Regions from separate parts of the Homo sapiens genome. Here region 1 is linked to region 2. The links are chromatin contacts, found by Hi-C or POLR2A ChIA-PET in ENCODE. All regions are on one chromosome and are shown on one strand. The core of a region is the stretch at or near the end of the contact, and the rest is flanking DNA. Distances in the headings are between cores, read along the strand shown. Region 1 holds the start of PNRC1 (proline rich nuclear receptor coactivator 1). Region 2 holds the start of NT5E (5'-nucleotidase ecto).

What was found. Hi-C counts contacts between places; a loop is a spot of excess contacts on that map. ChIA-PET counts read pairs that join two places held with the same protein, here RNA polymerase II (POLR2A). Pooled maps may share reads with other maps.
Region 1: a pooled map shows a loop between it and region 2 (5-fold over the local background). The contact joins the promoter of PNRC1 here to the promoter of NT5E in region 2. A Hi-C loop is called at or near these places in 9 of 50 pooled maps. POLR2A ChIA-PET finds 5 or more read pairs at or near these places in 2 of 52 experiments (GM12878 and naive thymus-derived CD8-positive, alpha-beta T cell).

What each region holds. Positions count from the first base shown.
Region 1 is chr6:89,079,330-89,082,066 of GRCh38, reverse strand. It overlaps PNRC1 (proline rich nuclear receptor coactivator 1), which reads right to left and starts at 1,316. Exons shown (of 2, transcript NM_006813.3): 1 at 633-1,316. The coding sequence starts at 1,172. It overlaps PNRC1-DT (PNRC1 divergent transcript), which reads left to right and starts at 1,487. Exons shown (of 1, transcript NR_187250.1): 1 at 1,487-1,905. RefSeq lists enhancers at 1-603, 2,122-2,211 and silencers at 512-891, 1,282-1,431, 1,482-1,691.
Region 2 is chr6:85,448,660-85,451,359 of GRCh38, reverse strand. NT5E (5'-nucleotidase ecto) reads right to left here and starts at 1,277. Exons shown (of 9, transcript NM_002526.4): 1 at 882-1,277. The coding sequence starts at 1,220. RefSeq lists a silencer at 1,215-1,484.

The DNA of each region.
Region 1 (2,737 bases), core at 67-2,566, 3.6 Mb before region 2:
GGCCCGAGGCGGGCAGAGCCCCAACTGGACTGCGCGTCCCACACCGGGCACCTCACATTTTGGCACAACTCCAACCAAACGAAACCCAGCCGCTCGGAGCCCACTCCACCCCCTACGGCGGGACGTTAGAGGCCGTCTCCGCGTTTCACCGACTAGGACTGGGGCTCCCGATAGCCGGGAGGCCGAAAGCCGGGCCCAGTCCTTCCCCAGCTGCCCCCACCCGGCCTCGCCTCCTTCATGGGCGCCGGAGCGCCGGGCACGTAGCGCGCGCTGACGTCAGCCCTCCCGCGGGCCCTGTCCCTGCCCCCACCCCGCCGCGCGCCCGGAACGCCGAAACCCCCTGGAACGCCGCCAGCCTTCTAAATCGGGGCTGTTGCTGGGGCGCAGCGGCGCTTCTCATTGGCCGACTCCTGGGAGCCAATCAGAAGCGCCAGCGCATGCCTCCCCTTCCCCCTTCTTCCCCCAAAGCAAGAATGGAGCGGGCGTCACGGAAACTTCCCTCCCGAGTAAACAGCCGCCCCCCCCACCCCGCCCCCACCCGCCCGACCCCCCGGGTGCAGGGTCTGCAGCCCCAGAGCTCGGCCGCGACCGTCTAAGGGCCCGACTCCCCAACGGCCCCCTGGCGGCCTCACCTCTTTCCTGAGGGGGGTTTGGCCGGGAGCCGCGGGCCGCAGCGGGGCAAGGTCGGGGCTGGCTCCCTCCGTGCCGGCTGCGGCTGCAGGACTCGGGGCCAAGGCGGCGGCCGGGCCCGGGACCTCCTGCGCTCCGCTCGGGCCGGTCGCGGGGCTCCGGCCGCCCTCCAGACTCGGCCGGTGCTGCTGGTACTGGTGGAAGCGGCTGGGCAGCTGCCCTGCGGGGCTGGCCCGCACCTTCTTCTTTCGCCGCTTCTTCGGCGCTGCCCGAGGAGTGCCTCCCGCCACGGCGAGGCTGCGGTTGGGCAGAGCTGCTGGAGCGCGAGGCTGGGGGGTCAGACACGGGCCATCTCCCCCTAGGAAATGAGGGAGGAAGAGGGTCGGGGGCAGTGCCCGGGGGTCCGGGATCCGGGGTAAAGGAGGCGGAGCCGTGGTCACCATCGGGAGGGCCCCAAAGTAACCTCGGGAGGAAAAGCCAAGCGGCGCAAGGCGGCCACCCAGGACGAGCGGCTCCCGCTGCGGGACGGAGACGACAGTCATAGCGCTAGGAAGCTTGTCGCTCAGCAACGAAGAGAGAAGGAGAAGGTGAATGAAGCCAGTGAAGATAGGGTGGCGGCGATGGATGCTGCTAGGAGAGCCTGAGAAGATCGCGGAACATGACTCGGGCGGTGGCGGCGCAGCAACAAATAGCCACAGCCCCAGCTCCGAGTGTTGTTATCGGAAGCTCCGCCCCGCGCCCGCCCACTTTCCTGCGAAAGCCCAATTAGAGTGCGACAAGGCAGGCCACGCCCCCTCGCTCCGCCTCCGCAGCTTCGGGTAGACACACACAAACAACCAGCTTGCTGCAGCCTGGCACAAAGAGGGCGCACTGCGCAGGCGCTGCCAGCGAGCTCTTTTGGGAAGAATCGGTCCCGCGAACAATGAAATTGGGTTTCCGCCCCACCCTCTTTACTCCTCCCCAGCACGCCCCTGCGCTTCGCCGGGCTAGGGAGTGGTGGTACTGAAATGTCCCGGCGGAGTTTGTTGATGGGGGTGGGGAAGGGAGGGGGCAGGGGGAGGGCGGCAGGAAGAACGGGGGCTGGGAAGAGGGGATGACTTTGGCAAGGCCACGGTTGCCTCCTCCGCTGCTGACCTTGGGGAAGTATCCGTTTTATTTTCAGCCCAACATAACAGCGTTATCATTTTAAAACAAAGATTTCTAAGTACGCTGTAAGGATTTCTTCCCTAGCAATCGTGAAGAAAATCAGTCTACATTTAAATTTTATCTACTGAAGTATGGCTCACGATTCTTTCATTTACTTGGTTCGGCATCGCTGCTTATTAGTCTCGGTGATCAGAGTAAAAATCAAAGTGACTTACTGATTGAATTAGCCCCTCGATGTATAAAAAGTTCTCCGTAAATCCATAAATGGAAGTTGGAGTTTTTACTGATTTCATACTTGAAGGATTGTGAGACTTTGGGATCAGAACATTGTGCCTGGTTACTTGAGGAGGCGGCAAGCCGGCTTGCGTCTCAAAGGGAGAAAGTGAAACAGCTCTGCAACATAGAGTATTTTGTTAGCTGCGCGTAAATAGAAATTTTTCGCGATCTCCCCGCACTGCTCAACCACAAAAAAGAATTGTGGCCATAATTTATCAAGCATTTATGTTCCAGGAACTGTTCTTTACATAGATTGTCTCACTTTAACCTCACAACAACCCTTACGAATAGGTACTAAGAAAAATAGATCAGACCTCAGCTCTGCGAAGTAGGCAGGCTGTCATTCTCTTCCTTTCACTACTAATGCCTGGGGCAATTGTTTAAAGGCATTTTGTTCCTGATTAGCTGCCTACGCATTATCTTTAAGTTTCTGAAATTTAAGATACAAAGAACAATGTATAGCTAGTCAAGAGCCCACGATATTTTAATGTAAATTGGTAAACAATTTAGGAGCTGCCTCTTTTCCTTTAAAAACCTACTTGTAACTTGCTAATCCGAGTGTATATTCAGGGCAGCTTGAATCTATGGTCCTGGGTTGCAGTCCTCAAGCTTGGCCTGATTTTGCCTCAGCTTCTTTTTGGAGGGACAGTACTGTATTTTATTCCCATTTTACAGCTGGGGAAAC
Region 2 (2,700 bases), core at 28-2,527:
CCATTATCTCTTAAGTTGGACTCTTCCTAAATCTCTGCCGCCAAACCTACTTTATTGAAATCCTTTGAAACCCAAGTCTTTCCACATTTTGGCTCTCTCTGAAGTTTCTTTCTTTCTTTCTCTTTCTTTCTTTCTTTCCTTTTCTTAACCCTATATTATAGTGTCTGGTAATAACAACATATATAGACACCACACTATGTGTCTGGTAATAATATAGAGACCACACTATGTGCACTATGTACAATTATAATCCTTATTTTTATACAGGATAGAACTGAGGCAAGAAAGAGTAAATAACTTGCTCAAGGTCACATAGAAGGTAATTGAACAGAGAATCTACCCCAAAGCTGTGAGCTTAATTACTCTCAAGCTCCGGGGTCAAAGAGATCTGGTGTCCATTCTTATCACGTCTCCCTTTTTGCGGGGATGGTGCCTGTTAATTTATTCAGCTTCTTCGACGCGGTTTCCCTTTCAATAAGATTGAGATAAAGCATTTTTCGAAAGATCTAGATTGAGATAAAGCATTCTTTGAAAGATCTAGCAGTAAATGAGAGCTGCGTGAGGGATCCGATTCAGTCCCTAGCTCTGGATAACTGTCAGTGCTTCTACGCACCCCACCTTAAGCCCCTCGCAGGCAGGACTGGGTCCTGCTCCTCTAAATACTCCCATCTCATAGTGGGGGCGCAATAACGTCCGTTTAAGACGAATCGTCCAAGGGACTTCTATGCATCCAGCTGGCACACTGGCCGGAGTCTCACTTTATCCCCACATCTCTCCGCGCCCTGGACCTAGGCTTGCCACACTCTGCCATCCGCTGCTTTTCCAGCCCGGCTCCTCTCTCAGTCCGGGACTACTATCCCGGGCGCGGGCTCGGGTCTTACCATGGCATCGTAGCGCAGGGCGTTCATGAAGTGCGCCACCTCGGCGCCCTTGTACACGGTGAACCAGATAGTGCCCTGGTACTGGTCGCCGGCGTCCAGCAGCAGCACGTTGGGTTCGGCGCGGCGGATCTGCTGAACCTTGGTGAAGAGCCGAGCCACGCCACCCATGCAGCGGCTGGCGTTGACGCACTTGCTGGAGTCCTCGCTGGTCTGCTCCAGCCGGCTGTGCACGTCGTTGGTGTGCAAAATCGTAAGCTCCCAGGCGCCAGCCGCAGGCCACAGCACCGCGCCCAGGGCGAGGAGTAGCGTCGCGGGCGCCCGCGCGGCTCGGGGACACATAGCTGTGGCGCGTGAACTGGGTGCGAAAGCGGGCGAGCCGGGCGAGTGCCGGCGAGTAGGGGCGAGCAGCTAGGGCCGGGGCTCGGTGCCCCGGCTGGAGGGGCGGGGCCCGGGTCAAGGCCGGGGCGGGTCCTTCTTCAGCCTGGAGGCCGGCTTGGCGGCCAGGCGCAAGTTCGCGACGTCACCCGATCCGACCCTGGTACCCGGAGCGGCCCTGGCGCGGCTGTCGGCTGGCACCAGCTCCCTGCAGGAAGAGTGGAGAGGTTGTTCCCGGCGGGGAGCGGGTACCGGCCGCATCCCGGCCGGACCAGGGAGCCTGGGCGCCGGCAGTTCGGCTGCTGGTGCGCCGCTCTTTCGGGGGCGCGAGGAAGGAATTGGAGGGGTCCGCCCCGCGCCTGGGTCCTCTCTGAGTCTCGCCTCATTCGAGGCACGGGTTTTTCTACAAAAGGAATGTATGGTTTGTGGTTGCGCTAGCTCATCACTTCAAAGAACCAAAGAAGGAAAAGAGAGGGGGCGGGAAGAAAGATGAGCGAGCTGAGGGGCAGAGAGGAGGAGTAAAGAGAGGCCGGGCAGAGGAGCTCCTTGCAGTTTCGGGCTGTGAGAGCCGAAGCTCACTGAGATGTGACGCTTCCTGTTGGGTTGAGAACGCACGAAGTCTACGATGCTTAGACAAAAAAATCTCAGAAACTAAGAAATCATTCGAATCCAGTTCCTTGTTTATTCACAATTAAAACCTTAGTGATAAAACAGAGGCGACGCGCGGACAGCTCCTGGAAGCAGAAACACGATTGGGGTAAAATCCGGCAGCTATCAGGACGGGAAGGGATGCTGCCCTTCTTTGCTTTTCTGGTCTTATTTTATTTTATTTTATTTTTATTTTGTCGCGTGTGCTTTCGGTGTCGCAGTGAAGTCATAGCCAAATACAATGTTAGGAAGATTTTCCTCTATGTTTTCTCCTAAGAGTTTTATAATTTAAACTCTTAGACCTTTAATCCATTTTGAGTTAATTTTCATATGTGGTATGAGTCCACATTTACTCTTTTTCATGTGGATATCCAGTTTTCTTAGTACCATTTGTTGAAAAGACATTCTGTGCCCGTTTTTAAGACATTGACCTGAGGTTCGGAGATTGTAAATCATTTGCCAAGAAAGGCCATGCAGTTTGGGAGCAGCAGTGCCTGGGGCTACAGAAGACCCTTGCTTCTGGGACACCCTCTAATGTCATGCTTTGCAAGGTTTTGCTCTGTCCCTCTTTGAGCACCTGCTAGAAGCAGGTAAAAGAACTGGTAGTTTTGCTGTTTTAACTTAAAAAAAGAATGATTTTAGACTTACAGAAAAGTTGCAAAGGTAATAAAGGGAGTTCCCACATACCCATCACCCATATTGCCTTATGTTAACAGCTTATATAACCAATGAAACTAAAAACTTAACAGTGATACGAAACTATTAACTGTGTTACTGATTTTATTTTAATTTCACC